Linked DNA regions of Homo sapiens: all the other regions are linked to region 3. The links are chromatin contacts, found by Hi-C or POLR2A ChIA-PET in ENCODE. All regions are on one chromosome and are shown on one strand. Each heading gives the region's core, a stretch centred on a gene start or an enhancer-like site at or near the end of the contact. The rest is flanking DNA. Distances are from core to core; before and after follow the strand shown.

Region 1 (3,820 bases), core at 1,034-3,533, 5.4 Mb before region 3:
TGGGAAAGCATCAAAGACACACTTGGTACACTCAGAAATAAATGTTCCTTAAGGCCAATGCCTATCTGACTCTAACACCTTCTTCCAGAGATTAGGAAGGAAGCAAATTGTCCTCATGCAAGGCAGGCCTTAAGAGAGAAGGATCACCCCCACCTGTTGGAACATCTTGTCTTGGAGAGATTAGGGGGCCACGGGTTGTGGACTGGAATGGCATGTGTCATCCTCCTTCGGCTCAGATATCATTCCTCCCTTATGGAGAGAGGCAGCTTCAAAGGGGGTCAGAAACAGAAACTGAGCACAGTGAATGAGAGGCTGGAGAGGCAAATGTCCTCCTGCCACCTTTGATGGGGCAGAGGCATCCATGTGGGGCAGGATGTGCTCTGTTTGGTGGTATTGGAGAGGGGGTGTCTAGAAGCTAGTCCTGTCCTGCTCCATCAGTGGGGTTTACCTGGGGATCACACACTCCCTCATAGTATGTAGACGCCACTGTGCACCTGCATGCCGAGAAAAGGCAGCGGGCCAGGAGGACCCCCTGCCTCTTCTCTAATCATATCCCACCCACCCCTATGCCATGACCTAGGCTGCAGCTGCTCTCTAAGGACTCCTTGGTCCTGCACCCTCAATATTCTGGGAGATCACAGGAGTTGCCCTTTGGGCAGATCCAAGGACACCCAGGAGCAGCATCACCAGCACACGTGGGCAGGGAAGGCATAGTTCCTGCCACAGAAGCAGTGACACAGGGAGCAGGATACCTCCAGGGTGAGAGACAACCCAGGGATGTTGTGGGGAAATGGGGAGCAGGAAGAGATGGCAAGTAACACACACTCAGTGTTTTCTGCATATCCCAGTGAATCCTCCAACTATCCCCATTCTGCAGAAAATTTCAATAACTTAGCCAAGGAGCCAGGATCAACCAGGTACTTCCACCAAAGTACCTGTAACAGAAGACAAGAGTGAACGTCTTTCCCTACATGTCTGCCTGAAAAATACGTTTTTAACTTAACATTCACATGAATTTTACAGTCTAGTGCTGCCTTAAGATATCCATGTTCATTTCAATGGAAAAATAATGTCTTTAGTTAACTAACTTAAAAAAATTAACCATCTGTGAAATCACGCTAATCCCATGAGTACATTTCTCAGGGGTACCACCTCGAGGGGCACAAGAATCTTGGGCCAAGTCAGGGCCACACCATCCTGCTGCCCCAGGCACCATGAGATGCTCCTTCTTTTCCCAACTTGGAGGTTCCAGGTGTTCATTAGGAGATGCAGCAGGTTATAAACCATAACTCAGAGAAGAGGAATAGTGGGGGGCAGCAAGCAGGAGACGACGCAGCACAAAGAAGCCCCAAGAAAGGTGATCGACAGATCCAGACCAACAGAGCCAAAGGAACACAAGCACCTCGGGACTCCAATCACTTTGCCCTCCTCAGGTTTGTGACCAACACTCCGGTGATGAAGGGCTAGTAATCAACAGTAAGCTCATGCACGGGAATTCCCTTCACTGAGCCTCTCTCTCTCTCTCAGTCTCTCTCTCTCTCACACACACACACACACACACACCCCACAGCACCACTTTGGGGGAAGGAGAGGAGATATTGCAGAGCTAGAGTTTTGGAACTGGAACAAGGAGGGACTTTCTGGTGGATCAAAGTATGCTAGAGATCAGGCAGTACTAGAGCCAAGAGTTTGCAACCAGGCAGATAGGGATCCAGTGGGAGCACACTGGCACCAAACACGAAAGTCATCTGGCCTCTGAAACTGGCTTTTATGAGCCAGTAAGTGTGTGAGCTTAGATCATGGATAATTTTCAAAGAAACCACTTGTATCACACAGTCCCTATTCGAGAACCCAAAATGCTTCTGCACTAAATATTTGAACCCCTATGTATTTAATGGTTATCTAGTCAGTCCATTGTTGCCTAGACAAAGGCAAATTCTCAGGAATCTACCAAGACCATAAGTTTTAGAAGGGCAGGGATTCGGTCACTGTGGTCACCACTATATCCCTAACTGCTAGCACATAGTAGGCCCTCAATAAATCTCTGCTCATGATTCATTCACATTCATTCAAAATAACACATTTGTTCACCCTGCCTCTTCCACTCTCCTTTTATAGGGAGTATTAACCAAAAAGGTTATTGCAGGCTCTCACAGAAGAACTTCTACATGAGTAAAAATTCTGCATCACAGCAACTGCAGTGGTGTCATGTCAGACATGTTTTTGCTCAAAAGAATTCAGTTAACACCCACAAGGAAGGGAGGTGGACACGTACACACACAAACACACACTTCAATCAGGAACTCGGTGATCACATGCCCACGGTGAGAGAGAAAAAAGGAAACACGACCCCACAGCTTCCTCTGCATCTCATTCCAGAAAGCTTTTCACAGTGTGAACATCTCACAGAGCTGACTGGGATTCTAGTGTTTAAAGAAACATATTTTTCATACAAGTTGGCCCCTAAATGCAAGCCAACTTCTTATCTGGTGCTCAAAGAAACAGCAATGCGGCTCCAACTCTGCAGGCCAAAGTGGCTGTGTTGGCCTCCACAAGGGATAGTATACAGGCCTCCATGGTGGCACCTTCCAAAGAGATTTTCAAGAGTAATTTTGACTCTACAAGACTTCTACCTCACACATATAGGGGCTTAGCCACCCAGCGAGCTATGACCCCTCTAACACAGTCTGGTATATCACCCAAACAAGGTTAGCCTGAAGGAAGGAGAAGTTCTCAAAGGAGAGCATTATACATCTTGTTACACAAGCGGTCTATAAAGTAAGTCTGTTTAATGTAGACAATGTTATTTTTGGCATATCATCTTCCAACCAGTTTTCTGGTTTTCAAAATAATATCTACGAGGTGATTACTCCAGAGAGCCCACTTGGAATTTTTCTGATTTTTTTTCTAATTTATTTCAGCACATGTTATTTCAAGATCTCTATGAAACATATTAAACACATTTAACCTTACCTAAAATAAAACCAACTCATTAGATGATATAAAAAACATCTCATTAGCAAAGCACTGATAAATATTTTCTCTCTTCCAGCTAAGCATTGCTCATTATACACTTGAGCACTGTGCAGTCTTATCATGCCACAATTATCAGCCTCATACGCTGAGCCTAAGCATAAAACTATTATTGAGCAAATAATGGAATTGGACCTGTACACTGCTAAGCTCCTGTAGACTGGCTCATACAATCTGGCCGATTTATATAGCCAGTTTGAACCAACTGCACGTTTTCATAAACAGGCAATTCTCACACTTTTAATGATCTGATTTATTAGACCTTCTAAGTAAACAAGCTTAGAACTCTTTCTCTTTTTAAAAAGGTACATACAGCAACTTTAAGATATTATATGTGTATGTATCTTGGCAATACTACAGCACCTTTAAGAGGGTATATGTATCTTTGGGAAGATAGACTGTTTTCTAAAGCATAGTCTAGGTTTCTCTAATGCTATGTGAATTTTAGAATCACTTTAAGGCAATCAAGTCACTTTGGAGACAAAGAAAGAATAAGATGAAGGTAGCAACTGAAAAGCAACCTCAGATAAGCTATAGCTATTTTCATATTCTTTACCCCCATAATTTTTGTGGGAAATTACTATAAGGAAATGATCAGAGATGAGCACAAAGATTTATGTTCAGGGTGTATATTAGGGTGTTGGTTATTATAGAAAAAAAACCAAAAGCTTCTTAATTGTCCAATCTCAGGGACATAATAAAATATGGCACATCAAAATGATGGGATATTATGCAGCTATTAAAAATGTCATTTCAAATAATTTTTAAAGACTTGGAGAAATATTTA
Region 2 (4,348 bases), core at 152-2,651, 5.1 Mb before region 3:
CGCCTGAATGACGGAAGGCGCCGCAGCTTCGGAACATCAGCCACTAGCGCAAGCTAAAGAGGCCGCCCCGGCCGGCGCCTGACCTATAGCACCAGCACAAAGCACATGCGGCTCCTTCCCCACGGCCACCTATCCCTGCCGCCAAAAACGAGTTAATCTTTCACCGCGAAAACGGCCTTGTGGGCAGACCCACTCCAACTGTGGCCCCTGAGAAACCAAGTCAGCCGGAGAGAGGCAAGTTACAAATCCAAGTGACCAGGGAAGTTAAAAGTATTCCTGACGGTGCAAAAAGCCGCTCAGCAAAGTGTCTCCATGGATCCACCCAAGGCTACTGTATCAGAGCAACCAGCAAGGCCGCGATGCTGGGGGCGGCGGCCCGGCCCACTCGGCGCGAGCCCACGTGTCCTTCTTTCCGAACGCCCCCAGCAAGGTCAAGACTGGAGGCGCGGTATCCCAGCTGCCTGCGGGGGAAAAAAGCGGTTCCCTCACGTACACCACCCTCCCCGGTTCCCTGAAGTCGGCCAGGCGCAGGTTGCACCAGCGGGCCTAAGTGGTTACAATCCCCCAAATTCAAACCCCACGAGTTGTCCCTCCCGCGCCCAGCCGAGGTCCAGGATCCGCGTCGCACGTGATGGAACCCGCATGGACCCGCGAGGCCTGGACCCGCAGGCCTGGGCCTGCGGTGCGGCGCGGTGCGGAACTCCAGGTTGTCGCCGCCCGCACCCTCCAGCTGGACCGCAGAGGAGGAAGGCCCACTCGGGGGTCGCAGGAGCCGGGGGGAGGTGGTGCGGGAAGGCCGCGTACCTGCGGGGCGGCGGCAAGGCGTGCGCTCGGCGAGACAGGTCGTCGGCGGCGAGTGAGGGACAGAGTGCAGGGCGCACACCGCAATGAGCCCGTGTCCCCTCCCTCCGCCTCTACTCCCGCCCCGCGGCACCGCGTGTGCAGGCAGCTCCCACCCACTTCCCGTCAGCCCGGGCCCTGCAATCTGCACACCCTGCGCGCGAGCCCCGCCCCTCCCTACCCGCGCAGGGTGTGCTAGCGCGCTCAGCCCTCTCCGGCCGGCTTAGTCTAGTTCCCGGGCCTCGCTCGGTTCCAGAACTTTCCAGAAAATGCCGCGCTCCCTACGGCTCAAGGGTCAAATCGCGTCATTTCCGGGAGGGGACGAAGGGGTAGTTCTTTCACCTCGGCTGGGCGCCTAGAAAAGCCTAGAAACAGCTCCTTTTTTCTTCCGCCTCCGAGTCTTCGCGTCAGCGTCCTGCGCAGGGCCCTTGGGGCGAATCGCGGTGCGCGTCGGGGCGACCGCCCTCCCTCCCTGGGAGGGGCGAGGGGGCTAGCGGCGACCGCTGGGGCGAGCGCGCCTGCGCGCTGGGTGATTTTTTCACGTGTCGCCAGGGCCGGACTGCGAGTCTCTTTGCGGCGCTACACTAGAGCAGAGTACGAGTCTGAGGCGGAGGGAGTAATGGTGAGTCCCGCGTGGCCCCGAGGCCTGCAGGCCCGGGCCTGTCTGAGGCGTACGGGGATCCCTGACGCCCCTCTTTTGTTGGGCTGGGCGGGAGGGATTGGTGGCCACTCAGTGACCAGCGCCCGATGGCACCTTGGAGCGGCAAGGCCCGCCCGACCCTTTTCTCCCCCAGGGCTCTTTGCACGCGCGTGTGCTGCCGGTGTGTAAGGCAGGGGGGCGAGAACCCGGGCGCACGCGCAGCGTCTCACCTGCTTCTGCAGGGCCTTTGTGGATGTGTAATATCTTGGGTAAAAATCATGGTGCCAGGCAGGGAGCTTGACCCAGCGTTTCCTGAAAATTTCTGGAAAAACCTGAAGAAGGAAAACATTTGACCTTGGAATAAACTAAGGTTGACCTTAAAGCTGGTCTGGTTGCTCACCGGAGGAGCGACAACGACCCCTAACAGACGTAAGGAATCGGGAATTAAACTTGGAATATTGGTTAGTACATTCAAATGCGCTTCCTTAACGAATAAGCTGAGGTTTGGTGTTAACTTTCAAAGCCAAAACGTGTTGAGATGTATAGCACGGTGGCGTTGCCTGTTGATAATGTGATTACATTTAGTTTTTGTTTCAAAACATTTCTCTTCCTACAGGCAGGACAAGCGTTTAGAAAGTTTCTTCCACTCTTTGACCGAGTATTGGTTGAAAGGAGTGCTGCTGAAACTGTAACCAAAGGAGGCATTATGCTTCCAGAAAAATCTCAAGGAAAAGTATTGCAAGCAACAGTAGTCGCTGTTGGATCGGGTTCTAAAGGAAAGGTAAATGGGAGCTGCAGTGGAACTATTTTTTATAGTGTGCAGTGGAGGGAAAAGAAGTAATTCTGGAGTATTAAAAGTCGCTTATTAAGTAGAGTTTATGTCGTTTTCAAGATCATTAACTGCTTTGGTTCTAATCTGTTTCTTAAAGGGAAATGACTAATATAAAGTTGCTTATTTTATATGACCAATGCTATGATGCTTATTTTATGTGATAGTTTCAGAGTATTAAAAATTGTCCTCAATAGGCCGGGTGCGGTGGCTCTCGCCTGTAATCTCAGCACTTTGGGAGGCCGAGGTGTGCGGATCACAAGGTCAGGAGTTCAAGACCAGCCTGACCAACATGGTGAAACCCCGTCTCTACTAAAGATACAAAAATTAGCCGGGTGTGGTGGCATGCGCCTGTAATCCCAGCTACTGGGGAGGCTGAGGCAGGAGAATCATTTGAACCCTGGAGGCGGAGGTTGCAAGGAGCCGAGGTTGCAAGGCGCCCCTGCATTCCAGTATGGGGGACAGGGCGAGATTCTGTCTCAAAAAAAAAAAAAAAAAATCCCCTCAATAGCAATTTGGTAGCCTAGTGTGATCAGTGTTTGCCTTACATTCTAAATTTTTAATAAGACAAAAGAGGCTGTGCGTGGTGGCTCACACCTGTAATCCTTGCATTTTGGGAGGCCAAAGCAGGAGGATCGTTTGAGCTCAGGATTCAAAATCAGGAGTTCAAAATCAGTCTGGGCAACATAATGAGACCTCCTGTCTACAAAATAAATAAATACAAAAGATGTGCTTCAAGGTAAAATGAGGGGGCATTTAAGAATTGAGAGGAAACTTGGACTGTTCGTTTAACCCCTAACACATTGAAATTGCCCTAATCTTAACCAGTTGGTATACCTGGTTGTATACCTACCAGAGGAACAGGTTGGTCAGTCTTGTCCAATCTGCAGCCTGGGACAGCTCTGAATGCCGCCTAACGCAAATCCCTAAACTTTCTTAAAACCTGATATTTCTTTTGCAATTTTTTTTAAGCTTACCAGCTACTGCTAATGTTAGTGTATTTTATGTGTGGCCCAACACAGTTCTTCCAGTGTGGCCCAGGGAAGCCAAAAGATTGCACACCTCTGTTTTAGATGTTCCTCAGTTAATTGTTTAGGCCTCGGGCTTCTAAAGATCTCAGCCAAAATACACAGTAAACGCCGTTGGGGCCAAATAATGTTAACTGCATTGTTCTAGTTGCTTCTGAGGAGGAAAGCTCTACTGAGGAGCTGTCATGGAGTTAGGAATAGGAAGACTTTGGGGAGTGGACACTTAGCTGCAGTCCCTTTCCCCAAATCTGTTCTTTGGAGGGAACAAAACAATCACAAGAGTATGTTCTAAATCCAAAAAAACTTTAAATTTTTGTATGTTGAAAGAAGGAAAATATGACCATTTGTATATGGCATTTTCTGGGTGCTGGCTACTGTTGCAGGTTTATTTCATATAGTTGATAAGTTATGTTAATATTTAACAGTTATAAAGTTAGCTTTAGTTAACTAAAGTTAGCTTTTCCAGAATATTTTCTTGAACTTTTACGTTGGAGTCAGGTTTTAGTTTAAGCCACTGTGTATTATTTCAAAGTGTAACTACAGTGGTATTTTTGAGTGAAGATCTGTAATTCTAGTATGAGTCGTATCACTTAGCCACGAAATATATTTTTAATATAATTGGATTTGAGTGACCATGTTTCATTAGTTGTAGTGATTTAAAAGTTAACTGTTTATGTTGGGTGAACTAGATATCTTTGCTAATAAACATCCTTCCTTTTTTAAGGGTGGAGAGATTCAACCAGTTAGCGTGAAAGTTGGAGATAAAGTTCTTCTCCCAGAATATGGAGGCACCAAAGTAGTTCTAGATGACAAGGTGTGTAAACTTAATAATTCTAAAAAGAAGTCAGATATTTGCAATTAGTTGTCTTAACTAATGGTTTTTTTCACTTGCAGGATTATTTCCTATTTAGAGATGGTGACATTCTTGGAAAGTACGTAGACTGAAATAAGTCACTATTGAAATGGCATCAACATGATGCTGCCCATTCCACTGAAGTTCTGAAATCTTTC
Region 3 (3,941 bases), core at 1,345-3,844:
CTTTGGATTAATTCAGTAAATATGTATTGAGGTCCTACTTTGTGCAAGACAAAATACCACATACCACATACAGCCTCCATGAGTTATTTATTTCAGAGTCTGGCTCTGTCGTCCAGGCTGCAGTGCAGTGGCGAGATCTCCGTTCACTGCAGCCTCTGACTTCCGGGTTTCAAGCTATTCTCTTGCCTCAGCCTCCTGAGTAGCTGGGATTATAGGCATGTGCCATCATGCCTGGCTAATTTTGTATTTTTAGTAGAGACAGGGTTTCGCCATGTTGGCCAGGCTGATCTCGAACACCTGACCTCAAGTGATCTGCCTTGGCCTCCCAAAGTGCTGGGATTACATCCTTATTTAAAGGCATATCTTGTCTATCCATGCTTTTCAGACCAGACTTGGCTCTTTGCATGGATCCTGCTGGCAGTTTCCTGTATGTTCCTATCCAGTGAGAAGCTGTTTTTGGCCTCACACCAGGCTGTAGGGGCCAGATAGTGACGTCAGATCTATCCAGAGCACCAGCCAACTTAAGGCAGGTTCCTGGGCTAAGGGGCTGGGGCTTTCTCTGTGGAGGGGGAGAGAGGAGGAGAAAGGGGAATGGATGGTAAGGAGAGATGTGGGTCTCTGAATCACATGGAGACTCTGGAAGTGCTGACCATCTTCTACACACCACATTCTCATATCATCCTTGGTTAATAATCATAACAACAGTATGAAGCACATGGTACTGTTTAACTGCATTTTACAGATAAGGAGACTGGCTAGTGATCCACTCAAGGTCACAGAGTAAGTGGTGGTCATGGGATTTTAATTTCCTCTCTAGGTCTTTTTTTTTTAATTTTTTTTTTTTTTAAGACAGAGTTTCGCTCTTGTTGCCCAGGCTGGAGTGCAATGGAACGATCTCGGCTCCTTCCAACCTCTGCCTCCCGGGTTCAAGCGATTCTCCTGCCTCAGCCTCCCGAGTAGCTGAGATTACAGGCATGTGCCACCACGCCCGGCTAATTTTGTATTTTTAGTAGAGACGGGGTTTCCTCCATGTTGGTCAAGCTGGTCTCGAACTCCCGACCTCAGGTGATCCGCCCGCCTCAGCCTCTCAAAGTGCTGGGATTACAGGCATGAGCCACCACACCCGGCCTCCTCTCTAGGTCTTTAAAAGCCTTCCACCTCACGCCTGTAATTCCAGCATTTTTGGAGGCCGAGGTGGGCGGATCATGAGATCAAGAGATCAAGACCACCCTGGCCAACATGGTGAAACCGCCTCTTTACTAAAAACAGAAAAATTACGGGGCGTGGCGGCACGCGCCTGTAATCCCAGCTACTTGGGAGGCGGAGGCAGGAGAATTGCTTGAACGCGGGAGGCGGAGGTTGCACTGAGCCGAGATTCGAGCCAGTGCACTCCGCCACTGCACTCCAGCCTAGGTGACAGAGAGAGACTTCTTCTCAAAAAAAAAAAAAAAAGGCCTTCCACCACCGCGCAAAGGGACCCAGTAGGATTTCAGGTCCAGAGTGAATCATACTATGCCCTCCACTCCCACATTTTTACACGACGAAATCTGTCTAGCATGTACAACTAATAAAAATAGTAGAGGGAAAAGAGGTCATGGATAGGCAATTTATAGCCAGACAGGTGGGAGTGTAGGTTTTGGCTCCACCATTTTTTATTTTCTTGATGAGGAGCCCTTTAGGTCATTTTAGAAATAGTGTCACTGCCTGCCTTCCCGAGTCTTTGCCACACCAAAGACTTGTTTCCTCCGCTAGACAAAAATATGGATGGCTGTCCCAGTTCTGTCTCAAACAATGATCGTGTAGAATCAAATAAGGCCCTCTGTAAACTATAGCACTTTACAAACTGGTAAGGTAGCAGCCATCCTTCCAAGGTATCAGGGAACAGCGAAGCAGCTGATTAAAATAGTCTTGATTACTTGAGATACAGGAGGGTAGGAATAACATGTGGTAACTGAACTCTATAGATACTATCTAAAATCGCATTCTAACAGGCAAGTTTAATCTTTCTGAGATTTGCCTCTTTGTAGAGCTCTAAAAAATAAAAGGAGAGGGGCGTAAAATGCCAGTAAGATTAGTTAAATTTCTTCTCCTTTTGAGCCCTGCCCATAGGTAGATGGAATTAGGGCAGAACAAAAACATTAAGAATAAAAGCCCGAACGAGATGCGCGTACAGGTGAACACAAGTGAACACTGGGGTAAGGAAATGAGTTATGCGGAAAAGGCTTCAGACCATCCCTGGGAACTGCTCCGGGTCTGGACATTTCCTTTGGCAACCTTCCAGAGTCTGAGTCCCCAGGGCTCCCCCCGGCGGGAAAGGAAAGGCGCGCGTGGCTAGGCGCGCGCGTACACGGGCACTCACGTGTACACACACACGCGCGCACACTACACATACACACAGGGCCCATTTCCTCCGCTCCCTCCCCGCGGGGGGCGGGTCTCTTTCTCTTTAAAGAGCAGACGGTCTCCGCGCACACCCAGGCTCTCAAGGCCTCGGGGGCCCGGGACCCGAGCTGCTCGTAGCCAATGGGAGCAGTGGAGCGGCTCGAGCGCGGCTGACGCTGCACCAATGGGCGATCGTGGGGGGCGGGGGCAGCAGAGGAGACACTATTGTTGATGAGGAGCGGCGGCGGCGGCGGCGGCGGCTGCACCACCTCGTTGCTGCCTGCCCCGGCCCGGTCTCCCCCTGCACCCCGGAGTCCGGCTTCGTCACCCCGTCTTGGGGGGCCTGCCCTCCGGCCTCGAGAATCCTCCCCCTGCAGCCCAACAACAACAAAACCCCCCGTCTCGCCCAGTCACCGGGGAGGGGGGGGACCATGTCCCAGCGGGTGAGGCGCAATGGGTCCCCCACGCCGGCCGGCTCCCTTGGGGGTGGTGCGGTGGCCACGGCCGGGGGACCCGGGAGCCGCTTGCAGCCCATGAGGGCGACGGTTCCGTTCCAGCTGAAGCAGCAGCAGCAGCAGCAACATGGCAGCCCCACGCGGAGCGGCGGCGGCGGCGGCGGCAACAACAACGGTGGCTGCTGTGGTGGCGCCTCAGGCCCCGCAGGCGGCGGCGGCGGCGGTGGCCCGCGCACCGCCTCGCGCAGCACCAGCCCCACGCGCGGCGGCGGGAACGCGGCCGCGCGCACCAGCCCCACGGTGGCCACGCAGACGGGCGCGTCCGCGACGTCCACGCGAGGCACCAGCCCCACGCGCAGCGCCGCGCCTGGAGCTCGCGGGAGCCCCCCACGGCCGCCGCCGCCGCCGCCGCTGCTGGGCACCGTGTCGTCGCCCAGCTCGTCGCCCACCCACCTGTGGACCGGCGAGGTGAGCGCGGCCCCACCCCCAGCCCGCGTCCGGCATCGGAGGAGGTCTCCGGAGCAGAGCCGAAGCTCGCCGGAGAAGAGGAGCCCCAGCGCCCCGGTTTGCAAAGCAGGTAAGTGCTGGGGGTCGCGCAGCAAGGGGGAGGCGGCTGCGGGAAGGGGTCCCGGGCGCGCGCTGCAATCGCGCGGGGACTGCAGAGCTGCCGCGGAGCCCGGGTGGCTGGGGGCGGGGCTGGGGGCGGTGCCGGGCGGTGGGGGACCCGGCAGTGCGGCCCCGCCTTTCCCGGGCCTACCCTACGCCCCGCCCGCCCGCCCGCCTCATTCACCCCTCTGCCCGCCCCGCACGGCTCCCTGGTGGTGGAGGTGCAGCGGCTAAACCTTGGGCTTGAGCTGATGAGTGTTAATGATAAACCTGGCTTCCTGGCCTTACTCCTGGAGGAGTCGTTACTGCTTACCCTCCCTTGAGGGTGAGGCTAGGAGTGGTTTGTCACTTTGTTTTAGGGACAAGGTTAATGTTGGCATAGCCCATATCTGCTGCTGCTAAGTATTTCTGTTCACAAAACAGTTTCAGATCTGGGGTACTGAATGCATTAGCAGTGGCAGATTTGGATCACTGAACAGAGGAGGCTGAGAACCGTGT

Evidence for each region. A loop is a pair of places that touch in the nucleus more often than their neighbours do. ChIA-PET counts read pairs that join two places held with the same protein, here RNA polymerase II (POLR2A). Pooled maps may share reads with other maps.
Region 1: a map of naive thymus-derived CD4-positive, alpha-beta T cell shows a loop between it and region 3 (8-fold over the local background). The contact joins the enhancer-like site here to the promoter of FAM117B in region 3. A Hi-C loop is called at or near these places in 1 of 168 maps with a recorded cell type or tissue (naive thymus-derived CD4-positive, alpha-beta T cell) and 2 of 50 pooled maps. POLR2A ChIA-PET finds 5 or more read pairs at or near these places in 1 of 52 experiments (OCI-LY7).
Region 2: a loop to region 3 is called in a pooled map, with 25 times the contacts of the local background. The contact joins the promoter of HSPE1-MOB4 here to the promoter of FAM117B in region 3. A Hi-C loop is called at or near these places in 6 of 50 pooled maps. POLR2A ChIA-PET finds 5 or more read pairs at or near these places in 2 of 52 experiments (B cell and GM12878).

The regions. Positions count from the first base shown.
Region 1 is chr2:197,210,513-197,214,332 of GRCh38, forward strand. The region is part of intron 1 of ANKRD44 (ankyrin repeat domain 44); the gene reads right to left. Among named protein-coding and RNA genes, the nearest start is that of ANKRD44-AS1, 14 kb to the left of the region's middle. RefSeq lists an enhancer at 2,280-2,519. Within about 2 kb of position 2,284, at least 9 of the 41 ENCODE cell types and tissues checked have a DNase peak (open chromatin) inside an H3K27ac peak, as active enhancers do; they include OCI-LY7, where a contact is called at or near this core.
Region 2 is chr2:197,498,978-197,503,325 of GRCh38, forward strand. It overlaps HSPE1-MOB4 (HSPE1-MOB4 readthrough), which reads left to right and starts at 1,402. Exons shown (of 9, transcript NM_001202485.2): 1 at 1,402-1,462; 2 at 2,097-2,261. The coding sequence starts at 1,460. It overlaps HSPD1 (heat shock protein family D (Hsp60) member 1), which reads right to left and starts at 863. Exons shown (of 12, transcript NM_002156.5): 1 at 805-863. It overlaps HSPE1 (heat shock protein family E (Hsp10) member 1), which reads left to right and starts at 1,402. Exons shown (of 4, transcript NM_002157.3): 1 at 1,402-1,462; 2 at 2,097-2,261; 3 at 4,062-4,151; 4 at 4,232-4,348. The coding sequence starts at 1,460. The coding sequence ends at 4,282. RefSeq lists silencers at 743-1,072, 1,263-1,322 and an enhancer at 1,463-1,522.
Region 3 is chr2:202,632,375-202,636,315 of GRCh38, forward strand. It overlaps FAM117B (family with sequence similarity 117 member B), which reads left to right and starts at 2,595. Exons shown (of 8, transcript NM_173511.4): 1 at 2,595-3,414. The coding sequence starts at 2,814. RefSeq lists silencers at 2,633-2,862, 3,053-3,102, 3,203-3,642.